Regions from separate parts of the Homo sapiens genome. Here region 1 is linked to region 2. Evidence: chromatin loops called from intact Hi-C (ENCODE). Cell type or tissue: dorsolateral prefrontal cortex. All regions are shown on one strand. Links, peaks and the distances in the headings refer to the core of each region. The heading gives the core; the rest is flanking DNA.

Evidence for each region. Hi-C counts contacts between places; a loop is a spot of excess contacts. Peaks named below come from ENCODE experiments on the same cell type or tissue, not always from the same donor. Only the 100,000 strongest peaks of a DNase experiment are listed, where the experiment ranks them.
Region 1: it touches region 2 in a loop (5-fold over the local background); 5 of 110 quality-filtered maps call a loop at or near these places.

What each region holds. Positions count from the first base shown.
Region 1 is chr5:135,882,932-135,892,692 of GRCh38, forward strand. It overlaps SLC25A48 (solute carrier family 25 member 48), which reads left to right. Exons shown (of 8, transcript NM_001349336.2): 8 at 5,101-5,706. LOC124901074 (a long non-coding RNA gene) reads left to right here and starts at 7,525. Exons shown (of 3, transcript XR_007058947.1): 1 at 7,525-7,870; 2 at 9,511-9,672. IL9 (interleukin 9) reads right to left here. Exons shown (of 5, transcript NM_000590.2): 5 at 9,315-9,579. The coding sequence ends at 9,460. In dorsolateral prefrontal cortex, for the core only: CTCF peaks have their summits at 4,625 (motif pointing right), 4,826 and 9,054 (motif pointing left); DNase peaks (open chromatin) are centred at 1,092 and 4,650; H3K27me3 peaks cover 1,344 bases.
Region 2 is chr5:135,555,909-135,565,669 of GRCh38, forward strand. No RefSeq gene overlaps it. Among named protein-coding and RNA genes, the nearest start is that of CXCL14, 18 kb to the right of the region's middle. RefSeq lists an enhancer at 9,260-9,761. In dorsolateral prefrontal cortex, for the core only: CTCF peaks have their summits at 5,073 (motif pointing right) and 5,293; a DNase peak (open chromatin) is centred at 5,093; H3K4me3 peaks cover 388 bases; H3K27ac peaks cover 1,030 bases; H3K27me3 peaks cover 2,643 bases.

The DNA.
Region 1 (9,761 bases), core at 1,069-9,068, 330 kb after region 2:
CCTCTGCCAGTCTGTACTTTGCCTCTTACTGCTTCACAAACCCAGTCTCCAAATGGGTTGTTTGACCCCAAGATCCAAGATTTCAAGACTCCCGTTAGAAGATGTTCTTGTCTTTCCTCCTTTTTCCCAGGGTCTCATCCCATTAACAGGTCAATGCTAAAAGTGTCTGCAGAACCCATGATGTGAATTTACTGAAGAGAAAGACTCTCCACCAGGTGGGCTTTCAGCCAGGCAGGCTGTCCTCAGAACCTCTTCCTTCCTTCACAATTACAAGCATTCTCATCCCCACCCCGGCTGGGGCAGCGGAGCTTCTGCCTTGGAGGGATTCAACTGACCATTGGTCAACTGATCACCAACTATTCCAGCTTTGGACCTGCACCTGGTAACAAACAAACGAACAGAACAAAACAAAACTGGAGTAAAATAGACCCTCCCCCCATGGCCATTGTAAACTCACTGTGAATTCATGGAAGAGCTGGAGTTGGCTCTAAGTTTCAAAATAAAAGCATTAAAAACCTCTTCACATTGTTTCTCTGTCAGATGCCTCTGCCTAGCTTCCAAGAGGCACCTGGCCACTGTCATTCCTCTCTCTCTGTTCAGGCCTCTGTGGGTGTTGCAGGCCCAGAGGGAAAACCCCTCCACACAGGTGAGGAGAGAAACTGAGCCGGGGCAGCCTGGCTTCTTTTTTCCCAGATGCCTAAGGTCGGCAGCAGAGGGCGTAGTGGTTGAACAGGGTGATGAGGGACAGAAACCTTCTAGGGGTTCTCCCACCCTGAGCAGTGGCACACGTTGGTGACTTGCTTCAGAGAGTTTGGCCCTGGGCTTGGTTGGGGTGGGCACTCTCTGGGCCTTATTTTTACATGGAGAACAAAACAAAACAAAACACTTGATCCACAGTCTGGCTTCCAGAGTGACTTCATTGTTCTAAATTTTATTCCTTACTAGAGCCGCGTGGGGAGGCCATTGCTATTTTGCTGTTATGTGGCTTGTGTCCCTGCAGCCTCTTCCAATTCTGTGCCCACAACAAGCATTCCTAGTCAATCATAGAGCCCTTTCTTGATGAGCTGAGTGGCGCCTCAGAGTCTTTCTCAGCACAGTGCCGTGGCAGCCACCACCAGCCGTGCAGAACTGTCATACAAAATGAATCTATTTGCCATCCCTGGCTTAAATCCCAGTGAAGGAAATGTCCTCAAATTTGTTCTTTTTTCTTTCTCTTGAAAAGGTCTTCCTTGGTTTCTCCACTACGCTGTTCCCCAACCACCCCCTGCCTTTGAGTGATTTGGGCCATGTCTCTGAAAAATCTCTGTCTTAATAGACCGAAGACCAAAGCAATTCTATGGTGCAAAAGAGTTGAAAGTGTTCCGTCTCTTCGGTGTGAAACCTGTTACTGGAGCGGAGGGTTCCATGCTTGAAATAAAACCCTCAGCATGCCCTCCTCAATATTTCTCCTTCACAGCCCCTGGGACTGCAGGGTCCCCTGGGTATCTCTGCAAGTTACTGTTCAAGCTGCCCACCCTCCAGCAGTGGGACATTCATTCATTTGTTCAGTCATCAAACATTTGCTGAGCAGATGCTGACCTAGGTGGTGGGGACAGCCATGAGGGACTCCAGTGGCATGTCATTCTGGTGCATTGGAGAGGCTCTATTGATGGGAGAGACCAGCCTGCCTGTCTGCCCCAGTATCACTGGGTCTGGGTGGGCACGGAGGATGCGAGTGAAGAGATGCTTCTGGCACCTGGTTCATCCCTGGGTAGACCTGAAGTCTCTGCTCTAACACATCCTAGAATGTGTTTCTTAAGTCTGCCTCAACTGGACCATTTCCCGGTGCGAGGCATGCTTGCACAGTTTGTTTAGAAGTGGTGCTGTGTCCACAAGGCCAACTGGGGTCTTCTACTGGGTGCTCCTGATGAGGCTGAGATGCAACAACCACCTTCTTCAGGTGTCTGAGCTTTTCCTAGTTTCTATTAATCATCATGGCACCTCTTGATGGTAGAAGGAGGCATGCAGAGAGAAGCATTGCTGATCCAGTTCACAGATGAAGGAACTGAGGCTCCAACATACCTGAGCCCCAGCTCAGGACTTTACCACCAATCCCATTTGATAATCTTCCTGAGGCTACACTTCCCTGCTGTCCAGCCCAGGGTACATCGCCAGCAGCCATGATGATGGCTATTTTACGGTGTAAAAAAGACAAAGTTGTTGGGACACATAAGTATGGCGTCTGAAACTGCTATTGAAGGCCTCCCATCAACCACATCAGAACTGCCCTTCTGGACCCACCTCCCATTGCTCTGGTCCAGGTTCCCTGTGCTCTCATCATTTCCCCCATCCCATCCAGTGCCAGGCATACAATGGGCATTTAAATGTTGCTGAAAGGGTTCCCAAGTGATCCCACAAGCCTGCTGGGCCAGCTGCTGTGTGCCCAACACCCTCCAGGCTTCCCTGCCTCTATGCTTTTCTTTAACCTACAGGACACTCTTACCCCCAGCATCACCAGGAACAGGAATGCTCCCTGTTTTCGACCCAGCTCAGATGCTTTAAGCCCTTAGATGTTAGGGCTTCCTTGCTTCTCTCTCTCTCTCCCCTCCAGCAGCATCCATGGTCCTTCCACCAACGTGACCCCTCTGGCACTGTGTCCCTCCCTGTGCTACAGTCATGTCTGTGCACCCTCTCTTTCTCACTGGCCTGTGCCCCCCTTCAGAGCCAGGGCTGAGTCTTCCCAATCCTTAGATTCAGCATAGCAGCAAGAATGAACAGGGTTTAGAATAAAGGAAGCATAAATTAATGGGCAAAAATGCAAGCATGACCATGTTAATTGAGAATTGTTTGTAATAATGAAAATTCAGAAAGTTTCTAAATGCCTATCAATAGAAGAGGGGGTTGAACAAACAGCCACTAAAAAGAATGAGATAGATCTCACATATATTGTCATGGAAATATGTCAGCAACATTGTAAGTGCAGAAATGGAGGGGCAGAATAACATATATGATGTTATTCATTTTCATTTTAAAATATATATCGTATATGGGTAATTATATGGGCATTGAAAAACCCTTGAAGGATACACACCAAATTTAATAGTGGCTATTTCTGGGATGTGGGATTGGGAGAAGGCTTTCAGTTCCGAATTTGATGTTGGTGATTTCTTTGTACATCACTATAATGATGGTGATTTGATGATGGTGATTATTGTAATGTTTTAATTTTTTTACAGCACACATATATTGTTTTTATAATTTCTTAAAATAAAAGCACACCTTATTGCAGAGCTAGGGCTCCCTGCTGGATACTTGTTTTCCAGGCTGCGGGCTGGCTCTTCCTCGCTGCCCAGCCTCAGCCCAGCTCTGAGTAACAGCCCCTGCCACACCCCCTCCCCCCGCCCTCCTCCATGCTGGGCAGACAATGCCTCAGCACATCTTCTGCACCTTCACTCCCACTCAGGAGCACCTGGGCTGCAATGAATGAAACTCGGCTTTATTGAAGAAACTCAGCTCCAGCCCAAACAAATCTCATGAGGTAGCCAGATCTGGGAGGGGTCAGCCAGCAATGGATCTGCTTCCTCTTAGATTTTTCTGGAGAGGGCAATCTTGTGGAATAGTTGGGCCAACAGCTTGTGAGTCTTCCTCCATCAACACATTATGGTTCTATTTAACCAAATATATATATATATATATATATATATATATATATATATATATATATATAAAATATATATATGTGTGTGTGTGTGTGTGTGTGTGTGAGAGAGAGAGAGAGAGAGAGAGAGAGAGTGTGTGTGTGTGTGTGTAGTCTGACTGTGGCCAGTGCTGTTACAGGCATTGGGTGACAATGGCAGGGACCCTGCCCTCAGGGAGCTTAGTATCAGGCATTAATTTCTGTTGTCATGGTCAGGAAAGTCTTTAAACAAATGGAATCCTATTTTTAAGAAGGATGAAAACAAAACAGAATTCCAAGCCAAGCACCAGTTTTGGTGTCTGTGCCTTGGAGTTGGGGGGCTTCAGGGTTGGCCAATTTGCCTTACCAGGAAAGATGAAAAGAAGAACAAAAATCATTACCATACAGCAGCAGTCCTCAACAGCAGCCCCTTTCACTCCTGAAAATTATTAAGGACCTCGAAGAACAACTGCTTATATATTTACCAACAATTACTGGAAATTCAAACAGAATTTCAAAAATATTTATCCATTTAGGTATAATAATAAACCCATGACATTTTAACATAAATAACATTCTATGAAAATAACGATTCTTTCTAAACCAATATAATTAACGAGAAGACTTGCGTTTTCCGTTTTTGCGGCGAAGTCTGGCTTAAACAGAGGGCAATTGTGTTCCTCTGTCTGCTTTTGCTTTTAGTCTATGGGTTATCACTTGCATTATAGCCTTTGGGAAACTCCACCGTATGCTTGTGAGAACATAAGATTGAAAAGAGCAGATAACATCTTAGTGTTCTATGAAAGTGGTTTTGACCTCGTGGGTCCTCTTTGAGAACTGCTGCCCTACAGGGGAAAAAATACATATGTGTGTGTGTGTGTGTGTACATATACACACACACACATATATATGTGTGTATATACATATCCCTCGCCCAAAGGCTGATACCCTGCAGAACCACCACTTGGTGGCAGTAGAGGTCAACTAAACCCTCCGCAGGAATCCGCGTCTGGGAGTGCACGATCTTGGCCCTGTGGTGAGAACACCTGGGCCCCGTGACACTTCTTTTCCTGTTTCCTGGGTCTCACCATCTCCCTTGGCGTTGCCCTTTTCCTTCTCTGTGGTGGCAAGAACTTCACATTAGGGAGGCCTTCCCCTTGGGTTCCAGTTTCACGCAGGCCATCAGCCACCTGTGCTCTTGCAGGCAGCAGTGCCCCCTGTGCTCTTGCAGGCAGCAGTGCCCCCTGAGCCATCTGTAAAATGGCCACACTGGTCTCCCTTACCTACTTTGCACAGCTTCCACAAGAATCAAGTGCAAAAGTGTTTTTGTAAACTGTAAAGTGCAAAACATAGGGGTTAGAGGAAGGGGTGGCCTGGTGTGATTTTTCTGGTTTCTGTTCTTTGCCTGCCTTCTTCTCTGAGTCTGGGTTGTTTGCTGTTTCCAGGAGGTGAACACAGGATGACTACAGTGTTCCCTGGGCCTCATCTCTGCATGTGAAGCCCTGAGAGCTGCAGATGTTTGGCCTTTGGACCTCCAAGTGGACATCAATTAGCAAGCGTGGGCTAGGATGGTGCAGACACTGACGTGGCCCTTCTGATGCCTGGGATGCCTCATGAGTCACTGATTCAAGCCCTCCAAGGTTCTGATCCCCAATGCCCACTCTGCTAGGCTGGCATCAAAGAGCTTTCCAAGAAATGTTTGGTCCAGCTGAGAAGTCCTGACCATGAGCACCAGGGAGCCAGAAACCACCCAGAGAAACGTTGCTTCACTCCTCTGTCTGAGGATGGGGAGGGGCCAGTGAGCTCTGGGCTCAGCCACTCCCTCCAGTCTCAAGTAACACGTCCCCGTGCCTCCAGTCTCCTCTCAGCACCGACCAGGTTTTTCCCCGCTCCTGCACCCGTGGATCCTGAGGACAGCGGTAGCGCCTTCCTCACCGCACGCTGAGTCCAGTGCGTGCTCCTCACTGTGCACTTATTAGTGTCTGTTGAGTGATTAAATCACATCCTCAGGTCTGCAGCAAATAAATGAAAGTTTCTTTATTTTTTATTAACTAAATTGAGATTTTTTTCAAGCTGATGACAGAAAAAAATAATTTTGCCATTTCAGGGTAAAACTTCGAAATTCCAAGTTAAATGCCCAGTTCAAGATTTTTTCCTTCTCCACCTTCCCCTGGGGTTGACTTTAGATCTGGGAGGTTTGGGATTTAGGGAGAGGCTTCAGGGTCCTGGGAGGTGCTCTGTCCTACCCTGGTGTTCTTCCTGGCTAGTCCTGGGCATGGCTTTCCCTCCAGGGTGGCTTCTGTATAAGCATCTTCAGTCCCATTTGGTCCCTGTCCCGTGGTCCGAGCCTGACATATGTGCCCATCCCAAGGCCTCTCCAGCCTTACCATCCTCCAAGACACATCAGTGCCCCTCTCTGCCCTGTGTGAAAATCTTTGGTTTCTCCGTTGAAACTATTCAGGGGGCTGCATCAAGCCCAGCTTCCTAGGGCCAGTGGGTGGTCCTCCCTATACCACACCTTAGGTGTGGTGGCAAGAGGCATTCTCTTTTCGTGTCATCTCCCAGGCCATTCAGGGGATACAGCTCATGTGCCCTTCACTCTTGGTTTTCTACCCTCCCCAGGAGTTCTGCCCTCTACCCCGAGGCTCTGCTGGGGGCCAGGCAGAGAGCTCTTCTCCAGGGAACTCAATAGTGTCTGCCATCATCCTCTCCTCTCGGACTTCTCTTCCATAGTCCAAGGAGTTACTTTCTATCCCAGGGCTAGGAAGGTTACCACTGGAAACTCTAAAGCCAAGAATTAACTTCTGTATCAATAACCTCTATACCAATAAGTGCAGAAAATACATCAGACACAGTCCAATCTCATTCATGATAAAAGTGCTCAACAGACTGAGAATAAAAGGGAATTTTCTCAGCCTGATACTGAGCATTTATGAAAAGTCCACAGCTCACATCATATTAATATTTAATCGTGAATGACTGGATCCTTTCCCACTAAAATCAGGAACAAAACAAGAATGTGTACTCTCACCACTTCTATTCAACATTGTATTGGAAGTTCTAGCCAGAAATTAGCCAAGGAAGTGAAAGAAAAGGCATCCAAGTTGGAAAAAAAGAAGTCAGTTACCTCTATTTACAGATAATATGACACAGTTTAAAAAGTGAGGGTTGTGCAACCTGCCAATGTACTAAAATATATTGAATTATACGCTTCAAATGGATGAATTGTATTGCATGTGGTATATGAAGCGTATCTCAATGAAGCCATCTGTTTGCTGTTGTTGTTGTTGCTGCTGTTGTTGTTGTTTGTTTTTTTTTAAGACAGGATCTTGCTCTGTTGCCCAGGCTGGAGTGTAGCGGTGCAATCATGGCTTACTGCACCCTCGACCTCCTAGGCTCAAGTGATCCTCCCATCTCAGACTCCGAGTAGCTGGGACTACAGTTGCATGTCACCATACCCAGCTAAGTTTTGTATTTTTCATAGAGACTGGGTTTCACCATATTGACCAGGCTGATCTCAAATTCCTGGGCTCAAGTGATCAGCCTGCGTCAGCCTCCCAAAGTGCTGGGATTTTAGGCATGAGCCACTGTGCCTAGCTAAAGCCATGTTTTTAAAGTGATAAAAATAAAGAATGAAGACCTTTAGGTCCTCTTTGAGTTTCTGCTGAGGCCTTCCTTTGCAGAGAAAGGGAGGTCTTGGTCTGGGGTCAATGAAGCAGAGTGACAATGTGACAATGGGAGGAGAGGAATTGTGAGGTTTGAACATCACAGCATCTTCCTGCTTCAAACTGGGTGGATGTAAAGAGGGAGGGATGGATGGATAGATGGGCAAGCTAGCTTTATGGCTGGCCACATCTTGGCCTGCAGTGTGTGCTTTGATCTGGAATCTGCTGGAAACAACTCTGCCTGGGGCCTGGCAACCTGGAGAGGGTAGCAACTTCACTGCTTGTGAGCAACGTGCTTCTGGCCAAGTTATGCAACCTCGTTGGGCCTACTTATCTCATTTGTGCAGTGGGAAAAATTACATACAACAATTATATAAATATCTCATGGGGTTGTTGTGAGGATCCAACCAGATATTCTACAAAATAGGCTTAGAGGACTGCCTGGTACAGAGTAAACAATAAATATTAGTTCTCCTTTCTCCAGGGTGGCTTCTTGATGAATCTCAACTCTCCTGGCACAGAGAAGATGGTAATTATAGCACACTTTACTGTAAGTGAACCCTCCTTGGAGCTTGCCTGCAGGAATGAACACTGCAGGTTATGTGACTTTTGCAGAAAAGCCTAGGGAAAGCACCAAGCTATGCTGGTGATTAATCTGCATCAGTGAGTGGAAGCTCGTCTCTGCCCGTCTCCTCTGGCAAGACATTGCATTTCCGAGTTATATTCTGAAACCATCACCAACCATCAGTATCTGTCCCTGCTGGGATCCTGCTTGGGCTGGTGTCTCCCCATGCCACAGGTGGTAAACCACATAGTGTCACATGATTCAACTATGTCTGGCGCCAGTCATTCAGAAAACCCACATGGAGGAGAGGAGAAGAGAAGGCCCTTCAGCTGTGATCTGGAACTCCATGTGGCTGGCTGTCCAGGAAGCTACAGAAACCTTTATCCCTCCTGGAGACACCCAGCCCAGCCCCACATAAAATGTCTTCGTAAGAGTGCCCCCCACCCCCACCTCCCTTGTTAAATAGGGCATGAGCTAGAGAAAGGCTGTTTTGTTAATGCAGCTTACTAATTTCTTATCATTATTCTGAAATCCAAACAGCTGCGAAAACTCAAGATTTGTTAGGACTCATTTGGCTGCAAAACCTGACCATTTCAGTGACTGTTGCAGAATTGATATGTTTAATTATGGAAACTTGCCCCAGGCCCTGCTGTGGGTGTTATGTAATATATGGCACGTGGATTGTTTTAACTTTCTAAAAGGCTAAAAAGCTTGAATTCTGAAACCTGACTCCCTAGGTTTCTGGATATGAGAGTGTGGACTGGAATTATGATGGGTCTATTTTACCCTCAGGCTGTGGTTGGAAGAAGCACAATGCACACCCTTGGTATAAAGAGAATAAGAAAGGGGCAGAATGCAAACAGCAAAGGGTTTGGAAGCAGAGAGCACGAGGGGTGAATCCTTCTTCTAAATCTCACCACCTGTGGGATCTTGGGAATGCCATGCAGACTTTCTAAGCTTTGGTTTCAGTATATATAAAACAGAAATGCATAATAATAATATCTACTTCCTACCATAACTAGTGGGTTAAGCACTTAATTATTAAGCATTTATTCTGCATGCCCACATTCTTGAGCAGTCTCCCACTTCCAAGCTGCTGCCTTCTCCTCTTTCAGGCACAAGGCCAGTTTCTCAGGACCCTAGCCCTCTTAGCAGTGTCAGACATGCCTTCAGCCTCCCCTAGTGGCAACCCTCAGATGGTCCTCATAGACATTCTTTGTAACTGCTCCCTGCAGCCCTCCTGCAGCTCCAGCCACAGCCTATGAGCCTGAGGGTCTGTATTCAGCATCAGGAGTCTTATCACAGAGACTCCTACAGGAGTCTCTGATCTATTCTTCCCCTTAACAACACTTGTAGCTTTCTTTGTTCTGAGCAGCAAGAAATGAATAATTGCCAAGAGACCAGCTCATGTTGTTTTTTCCACATATGTATTTATTTCAAAATAAAGACATACAATGTTAAACAAATAATCACAACTGATACTGATTTAGAGTAGCTTACTTGATTTTTAAATTGTAGCAACTTAAAGAGAAAGCTTTTTAAATTTAATAAATAGGATAAATAATATTTCATCTTCATATCTTGCCTCTCATCCCTCTCATCTTTTCTTTCTGGAAAATTTCCAGAAGACTCTTCAGAAATGTCAGCGCGTTGCCTGCCGTGGTTTGGTTGCATGGCTGTTCACAGGAAAAATACTGTGGGGATGAAAGTTGATAAGGACAGAGTGACTCAAATGATGTAGAGCCAAGCAGCCCCAGAAGCCTACCTGCCAAGAGCCAGAGTCGGTGGTGAGGATTGTGGGGATGGGAAGGGAAGTGGCTTGAGACACAGAGCAAATAGGTGGGCAGGTCCAGGCTAGCTCATGTGGTGTAAAGAC
Region 2 (9,761 bases), core at 941-8,940:
AGAATAGAGTGTGGAGTTCCATTTTATCTGGGGAAATTGGTCAGAGGACATTTATTTGGGAGCAGCCCATCTGGGTGGGTCAACTGAAAGCTTCTTGAAGAGGAGGAGGAACATTTCCTACCTCAACATCAGTCTGACCTACAGACTCATAGATCTTCTCACTAGCTGAGCCCATGCTTTGGAGAAGAGTAGGGGTGCCGGATGTTGGGGCAAAGAGAATTCATCTGGAGCCTGGCAGCTTTGGCTTGACTCCTTACTTTGCCACCTGTTAGATATGTGGTTCTTCAGAGCCTCAGAGCCTTAGGTTCCTCATCTGCAGAATAGGGACAAGTATTCCTATTATCTGGAAAGCTGGAGGGTTTCATGAAATAGTCACATATTTCAGGCTGGGTCTGGCATATTTTAGCAGCTCTAGAAATGATAGTTTTGATGATGATGATGATGATGACATGATGATGATTGGCCCAGAGAGGAATTCCAGGCCCAGAGAAAGCAAGAGATCTTTGCTTTTAGAAGCTGCTTATTCTTCATTGAGCTGGAAACACTCCCTTTCCTATCTGGGAGAGCATATCTGGAGAATGGACTTTTGGGATAAATATGCTCTTTTAGGACAAGTATATTAAACTCACTTCCACTGAGTGGCTTCTTCAGAAACCTGCCTGTATTAGTCTCTTCTCAAGCTGCTAATAAAGACATACCTGAGGAGGGGTAATTTGTACAGAAAAAGAGGTTTAATGGGCTCACAGTTCCGCATGGCTAGGGAGGCCTCACAATCATGGAGGAAGGTGAAGGAGGATCAAAGGCACGTCTTATATGGCAGCAGGCAAGAGAGTATGTGCAGGGGAACTGCCCCTTACAAAACCATCAGATCTCATGAGACCTACCCACTATCATGAGAACAGCAAGGGAAAAACCCACCCCCGTGATTTAATTACCTCCCACCAGGTCCCTCCCACAACACGTGAGGATTATGGGAACTACAATTCAAGATGAGATTTGGGTGAGTACACAGCCAAACCATATCACTGCCTTTCACCTTATTTTTGAGGACTGCAGTTGAGGCTTGTTTGTGAAACTACAACGCGTCGATTTCTTTGATTTCCAGGCACTTGAATTTAAAAAAACTTTCTGAGTGTATTGAATTTTTCCAAAAATGAGCCTTTTGGTGTTCTAAAAAAACCGGCTGATTCTACTAGAATGGGGTAGAAAATGGGAACTGCTCAATTACTCATGAAAATCTTCTGCCAACAGTTTCTGAACTCAAAGGAACAACCATGCGATGTGGAGGAGAAAATGGATCCAACGTTTTTTCCGGGGATTAAAAGTGAGTCGGAAATTGCCAGGACTTGGGAGAAAAAGGCTCTTGTTGAGTTCCCCTTTGAATCACCGAGTCCCTTTCTCTCAGAGTGCTAAGTGTTGAGATGCAGCGTCCTTACTGCCTAGAAACCCAACAAAGACTGGCTTGGTGGCTGCTTTCAGGTTTCAGTTCTATGTAGAATTTTAACCATGAAAAGATACAAAGATTGGTTTCTTCTGAGTCCTTAACTGAACACCACAAAGAGGGACAATTAGAGGGGCACTAGGCTACTGTCTCTCACCAGCTGTGCTGCTGCTGTTTGGAATCTTGGGACCCTAGGAGCCGCATGGGGTACACCATCCCAGCCCCCTCCATTCCCAGTGCTCAGACACACACCACAGACTCAACCCTCCAGGGGTGGCGCTTGCTGGGTGCTGGGGAGGCTGCCTGCTGCAGTGGAGAGAGGATGGATCTTTACTTAGCTTTGTAGGCTGGTGTGTCACTGACTTGTTGGGTGTCCTAATCTGTAAAATGGAATAATAACGCCTGGATTGGAGGCCAATTATTAGGATGAGGTGAGATAATCATGGATACTGTTGGCATAGTGTATGAAGGCAATAACGGTAGCCATTTATATAATATAGTTGTTCTCTCCATTGTGCCCACCCTTGATTTATAGTGCAGATACCCTTCTGCCCATCTTTGAAAGCCCCCTCTCCGCCCACTACCGCAGACCATTCCCAGCTCCCTATACTCTGCTCTGACTGAGCGGGTCTCCATGGTTTCCCCTGTTCATCTGCTGGTTACACATGTGAATAAGGGGCTGGTGCCCCTGACCTTGAGCAAACGTCTCGATCTTCCTTATAAATGGAAAGGGATTGTGACATCTCCCCCCTAGGGATCACTGCAAAGGAAAAATTAGACAGTGGAAACCAAGTACCTAGTACAGGGCCTGGCCCCTGGTAGATGCTGAATAAAACCCCCTTCCGCCGCCTCCCCCTAGAACGTGAGCCAGAAAGGACATCTGAACAGACAAAGCAGCTCCCACAAAGGCCATGCGCTGCCTATACGCATAACTTAGGAGGCTCTCTCAGCAGCTCACCTGGTTTGTGGTGTGCAGCAGAATGGGCATGTGTCTAGAGTTTGCACTCAGACTACTAGGTTCAAATCCTTCGTCTGCCACTTTCATCAAAAAGTTATAAATTTCTCTAAGCCCTAGATTACTCGCCTAAAAAAGGATTGTAAAAAAAACTACCTAACATTTAAATGATTCCAGGATGAAATGTCAGGAAGCATGCAAAACAGCCCATAATCAAAACGCAGCAAATTATTATTGGTGTTCAACAAATATTTGAATAAACATTTCTACAGTTTTCACACGAATAGTTTCACTAGCTACATATACTTAGTAAAATTGTGTGCTATAATATACTTACTTGTATCCTGACCTTTGAGTATTCAGTTTCCTTTTATTTTTATTTATTTATTTTTACCTGTGGTAAATGATGCTTCAGTGAACATCTCCATGCAGCTATCAATTTCTTCCACTGAAAGTCTTCCCTGAGGATAGACTCCTAGAAATGGCATTGTTCACTTAAAGGGCTTATTCAGCAATTCCTGAAGATATTTCTATAATACCACACTGGAAAGAGTTGCTGCAGAGAGATATTTGATAACACAAAACACCCAGAAAGGGTTCTGTTATGCTCAGCAATCACTCCTAATGGAGATCTTCCTTCCACGCTAGCTTTTTATTTTACTCTATTAGGTTCAAATCCATGGCTTTAAACCTTGTTACATTATGTGATTATTTCAATTTTGAATCCATTGGGGGCTGTTATTCATAGGTACTTGTTTTTTAAAGCCTTGTTAATGATAAAGTTGATGTAATTATAAAGTTACTTATTTTTTGCAACGGGGCTTTAACCAGTTTTTCTTTTTTGCCTTTATTTATTAGACTGAGGGGTTTGACTCTAACTTAGGCAAAAACAGAATGAGTTGGCTCCTATAAACTGAGAAGGGCTGTACAAGGCAAAGCGAGATCCAGGGGCTAACCCATGCGGTCTTAATCCCGTCACTCCATTTCTCTGCTCTGATTCCTTCTGTGTGTTGGCTTTGGTCTCAGGCAGGTTTTCTTCACAGGACCTCAAAACAAACTTCTGGTTCTCTGAGTTCAAGTCTTTACGGCTTGGGACCCAAAGAGAAAACAGGCCTGTTTTTCCAGCTTCCATCTAGTAAATCTTGTGAAGTCTCTCACTGGCTTTCTTGGGTCAGGTGTCCATATCTGAGCCAATCAATGTGCTGGGGGAAGGATCCTGGGCTCTGATTGGCCAACCTGGGTCATGTGCACCCAAGTCCTGTGGCTAGCATCAGAGTGCATGGAATCATGATTTACAGCTCCCCTGGGCCTCACGGGGAAGAGAGGGATGCTGGATGAAGAGGAGGGTGAGTTACCGAGCTTCTCTGGACGTCAACGTCCTGTTCTGTGAAACGGAGATTACAGCAGTGCCCACTTCCCAGGCTGGTTGTGCAGGTTACATAAAACAATGTGCTTGTCACTCTACCTGGCATGGAGTAAGTTTCATTAACTGTTAGTTTTGAGGACAGCCACAATAGTCATACCTACTAGGGTTAAGTAAATCTGATTAATATAAAGGCATTTTACCTGGGCATGGTTGCCCTGTAGCCCTGTAGCTTTTGAAATGGGAGGAGAGTCACCAAGTGGCATTCCGAATGTCTTCCTAGAAATGTTGGAAAATCCCTAATCCTCCCTGTGCACTGTGCCTGGCACAAGGCAAGAGCCTCTTTCCCTTCTTTCATTTTTATCTTTTCCTAGTCTTCAGGCCCCTCCTGATCTCTGCCCTGTAGCTACTTTTTTACCCACCTGTAATTATCAGCAGCTACCAATTACCCAGCCACCCAACTGTGGGGAAATAAGGGTAACTGTGGGTTCCTGGGGCTCGATCACTCCCTCCCAGAGGTGCATGCCCAATCAGAGGGTAGCAGGAATGGACGAAATCCTTCCCTCGGGCACCTAAGAAGGTGACTGTTGACTGCATTTTCTACCTTTGAGAGGAGTGCCAGCCTTGAGGGTGATGTGTTGTGTTCTCAGATTCAGTGCAGGGCAGCCCACGTGACTCAGTTGCTCTCACAGTGCAGCAAGATCTAAGATCTAAAATGATCTGTCTCCTCTTCCTATTTTAACATCTCTTAAATCAAAATATGCCTTCTAATAAATGTGCGTATTGTAGGTAGTGGATTACCAGCCCTCCGCAGCCCCACGCCTACCTCCATCTTATATTAAATTGATGCTGCTTCTTACCATCAGTGGTGTCATAAAACAGAAATATAGTAATGTGCATGCTAAGGGACTGTAGGCACTCAGGGACTGTGCTAAGCATTTATGTGCATGATTAGGTTTAGTCCTTCTAACTACCCTACGAGATAGGCCCAGTTATTATCCTCATTTAACTACTAGAGAAACTGAGTCTCCAAGCGGGACTTTGACCAAAGTTGCATGGTTTGTAAATGGCCAAGCCAGGATTCAAACCTAGGCAGCGCTTTCTGATTCTAGAACTGTGCTCTTATCCGATACATTATAGTTTCTTTGTTAGTTCCGAGGGTTAGATTGTGCAGCGAGGAAGCATTCTACTTTGGTTTTTATGATCAATAACTGGGTTAAAAGGGGAAGTCCCTCTGTTCCACCTTGCCTTCCCCTCCTCAGGGCACCCACCTCAGGCGCCAAGCGGCACGCAAGTTGCAAAGGCACCACAAGATGGCGCTTTCGACCTTTCTCCTTAATGTGAGCTCTGGGCCCGGACTGCCTTTCCCTGCACTTCCTGTTAATGCACAGAGATGTGTTTAGTGGAGCTGCTGCTTGACGGTTTTCCGCAGAATTAAAGCCTTGCAGCCTGTTGGAAAAGAAACAGGCCATAGTCGCGGTTGGACGCCATGAGGGGTGTGTGCACGGAAAAGCGGTGCTGTGTGGACAGAAGAACTCTGTTCAGCACCCAGATGGTGGTTGGAAACCAGTGGTGGCGTTTGGTCATTTCACAGTAAGCCTCTTCTCCTTAGGCCGATTCCTCAGTATCAAAAGTTCTATGAGTTCACTCAAGAATCTGTTTGAAAAAGAGTGAGTTAGGAATTTCAGTGTCCCTTCAAGAGCTTTTGAGAAATCTCAAGTCAAAGGCTTCCCGAACCTTCTCCCTCCCACCACACAGCCGCCTGCACGGAGGAAGGCTGCTGTGGGGTGGGGAAGTGGGGGGCACCTTGGGGAGAGTCTACCTGCTGGGCTCAGGGAGGTACCCAGGTGTGGGAGGGACGTAGGACACCCTTCAGGTCAGCTTTCCAATGACTCGGGTGAATGAATGTCACAATTTTAGGGCTGGCATGTCCTGGGTGGGAGGGTCCCAGAACCTTCTGGTCATGTGTGGATGATAACATTTCCTAATGATTCACAGAGTTGAATATATGCTCTAAAAGAAGAACCTGGACATCAGGGCTCAGTTCCAAGAAGCATCCTCCCAGCTTGCTAGCCCCAACTGACCGCTTTCCTTGTTCTCCCTCCTCCCAGCAGTTGTAAAACACCTACTCTGTGCTAGGGACTCACAGGGGCTAGGAATTCTGAGACAAAGTCTATTCACTATTGTTAGGGATCCTACATCCTAGTTGGAGAAACACACATATCTATAACAATGCGGTTTAATGTGTTAATGCTGAGGTGTGGTAAAATAGTGAGGCTCAGACAGGCCTGGGTTGAAATCCTGGCATGGCTCTCTGGTAGCTGGGTATCTTTATGCAAGTGATTGAATCTCCATCAGACTCAGTTTTCTTACGTATAAGACAAGGACGGAAGTATAGATGTCAAAAGGTTGATGTGAAGATTGAATGAGAACTTGGGTAAGGCACCTTGTCCCAAGCTTAACCCAGGGAGATGCACAAGTTTCATTGATCTCCTTACCCTCTAAGAGATTTGCAAACATTTTCAGTACACTGGGTGATAGAATGTGAATTCCAAATACTTCCCAAAGGTTGAAGTGACAGGAAAAAAACTGGTAAGATTAATTGGGGCATATGTAAAGTGGTAGGGCTAGCTTCAAAGGATCAATTACCCCAGCGTAAGATTGGAGTGGAGATACGTGTGGCATGAAACTCTGCTCTTGTGTGATGAGGCCTTGGGGACCTATTAAATGCTTGCTTAATGGATGTGACTTGGTGGCTGAGAACATTAGCAGACTTAGATGGGGTTAATAAAAGTACTGTGTCCAGGACAAAGAAAATGAGCCACAGCCACACAGCAGGTGGTTTGGGAGGGTGACCTGGAAGGCAGGGGCCTGGACACCATCACCTAGAATGGCTGAGAGGACAGCAGGGTTAGCTCAGGAGAAGGTCAGGTATGTCCCAGCATGGCCTCTGCCTTCTGAACATGTCAAGGGCTGGTACCTGAAATAGGCATTGTGCTACCTCTGTGTAGCTCTGAGGATGGAACTCAGGAAGCATCTTTTAGTGTCCTGATTTAATCCTAACACTTTTTAGCATGTGGACTTTTCCAATCATAGAGTGAGCTGCTTTTTGAGCTGTGAGGCTCCTGTTACTGGAGATATCCAAGCCACCTCTGGATGCCCTACCTGGGATTGTCTAAGGCAGGAATTACTCACACAGGGTCCAAGGAGCCATAAGGATGACATCAGGGAAGTCTAAGAATCTCCTGAAATGGTTTGCAAAATATACTGGGCATTTTTTTTTTTCAGGGAAAAGGAATCATAGCATTCATCAGCTTTTCAAGGGGGCCCAGAGTTCAAAAGCAGTTAAAAAATTTACAGCTTCAAAGAAATTTTTCTAGTGGATATAAGGTGGGACTAGATTCTAAGGTATTTCTTCCCCCAGGTTTAAGATTCCTTGGACTGTTAAATACATTTTTTAAGAAACACAAATTTATTATTATTAACTATTATTCACTGTGTGCTTATTATATGCTACACAAAGTGCTAGATATTCTATTTGAATGGTCTCATTTAGTGTCTCAAGAAATTCTTTGAAATTAAGCACTATTATTATTCTTATTTTGGAGGTGATGAAACAGGCATGGAAGTTTGCCCAAGGTCACAGAAGGTTTCAGATTCCTCTCTTGGTAGATACGTTCTTCAAGTTTGGCCTTTTTATGCCTTATAAATGTAATGTTGGCCGGGCACGGTGGCTCAAGCCTGTATGCCAGCACTTTGGGAGGCTGAGGCGGGTGGATCGCTTGAGGTCAGGAGTTCTAGACCAGCCTGGCCATCATGGCGAAACCCCATCTCAACTAAAAATACAAAAATTAGCTGGGTGTGGTGGCATGCACCTGTAATCCCAGCTACTTTGGAGGCTGAGGCAGGAGAATCACTTGAACCTGAGAGGCGGAGGTTGCAGTGAGCTGAGATTGCACCATTGCCCTCCAGCCTGGGTGACAGAGCAAGACTTTGTCTCAGGAAAAAAAAAACACAAACGTAAAGTTAATCCAGGTTGGTTAATCCAGATTTTATAGGATATAAAACTAAAGTTTCTCTTGGACATTTTAAAGGCAGATGATAATAATAATAATAGTAATAATAATAATAACAACTACCATTTATTTACTGCCTACTTTCTGTGTTGAGACATTTATCTCATTTAATACTATAGTTGTAAAGTTGGGACTGGGAGAAATTATTTTATCCACGGGCCCCTAGACTTTGAAGGAGAGGGTTGAGGACAGCTCTGCAGACAGCTGGGGGTGGACATTGGGCTGGGGGTCTGCGCCCCTTTGTGTATCTGTTCCCATGAGAAGCCATTGGAATAGATTTCCAGGGAAGTGCAGAAAACCCCTAGCATCTGGAGTGGGTGGGCATCCAGGTAAGACAGTGGCAACTGGACATTTCCTAAAGTCCCAAGAACGATGCTCTGGCCCTGGGCTAAACACAGAGAGGAAAATTGAGGCGGTAAACCTGAAGGGTTCAGGGGCCACCCCAGAGCTGCCTGGCTCCAGGTGGCTCAGAGAGGCTGTGACACCAGCAGGGACCCCATGGCTGCATCTTAGGTCTGTGCCCTCTCTTTCACCCCAGCTCCTTCAGGCTCAGGGAAAGGAGCAAGTGAGTAGCCTTCTGGTGGGCTAACACTCCAGAGTTAGGGAGTCCTCGGCAAGGTGGGGAGGGAGCTGCGCCTTTGGGTCTGGAAGGATCCCCCAACCTTCTTGGCATGCTTCAGCCTTCTACAGCCTCCTTGAATTGGAATAGGATGTCAAAGGCCCATATCGCATTACCACTCCTCTGAAGTAGCTAATCCCTCACTTAAAGCACATGCCAACCACATTGTCAAGGAAAAGTTTGCCTCAGTCCTCTTGGAAGTGCAGCTGCCTGGCTGACTTTTATTTTCTTGAAACCAGAACCTGATGCTTAAATCGTCTGGGGAATCTCATATGGGCAGACACATGGAGAGAGGGACAGTGTTTTTTATTTAGTTCTTCATTCAACAGATGAGTCTCCAAAATACCTGGTGCCTCCCAGCGAACAATCTGACAACATCAGATCCAGGCTGCAGGGAAGGCAGGCCAGGCTGGAACAGGGGATTTTAGGGTACTCTATGGGGTTAAAGAGTTACCATAACTTCTAAAGGGCCCAAACTCACTTACGAGTTGGTGATCCAAGCGGAGAGGTTGACTGATCATTCCTTAGCCGTCATATATACTTTTCTGCTAGGCCCTGTCAGTGGGGTGATTATACAGTATATCAGCCATACTCGGACTCTTTTGAGAGTGAAAGGGAACATTCTTCATAATTGCATTGGGTCAATTACCATAAACCAGGACTGTCTCAGGCCAACCAGAATATGTGGTCATCCAACCTAGGAGTGTCCAAAACTTTTAACACTGCCCAGGACAATTTAGCTTCTCTAAACCTTAAGTTCTTCATCTGCAAAACAGGACTTATAGTGGAGTTTGGTGAGAAAGAAAGTGCGGTTGTTGCTATTGTGTTGGTTAAACTTTGCTCCCCTCAAAATATGTGGAATCAGCAGGATTGGTACCCTAGTAGCTATAAATGAATTGAAGGGTATGCTTTGTCTCGTACTTTTCTTGGCTTATGACATTTTTTTTGGCTGTACCGATGTGAATACCTAACTCCAGTCTATCTTTGCAGGCCATTATTTCAGGGGAAAAAAGCCTTTGTGATTTAGAAATGATTCTTGTGTGAGCACTGCCTTTAAATAACAATGGGTTGAAAGAAAGAGCTTGTTGCTTCATCATCCCCGTTGCTCTGGGGGAAAAACTTTGAATATTAGATCAGAGTCTCATCTGCATCTAATTAGACATGCCTACCACTCATCCCGGAATATCAACTCTGTCCTCATTGTGAAATGGGGCAGATTATTTGAAATCCAGCTTTGAATTGATTTTTTACCCAACAGAAGATCATTTTGCTTCTAACCAAAGCGTTGAGTTGAACTTGACGACATC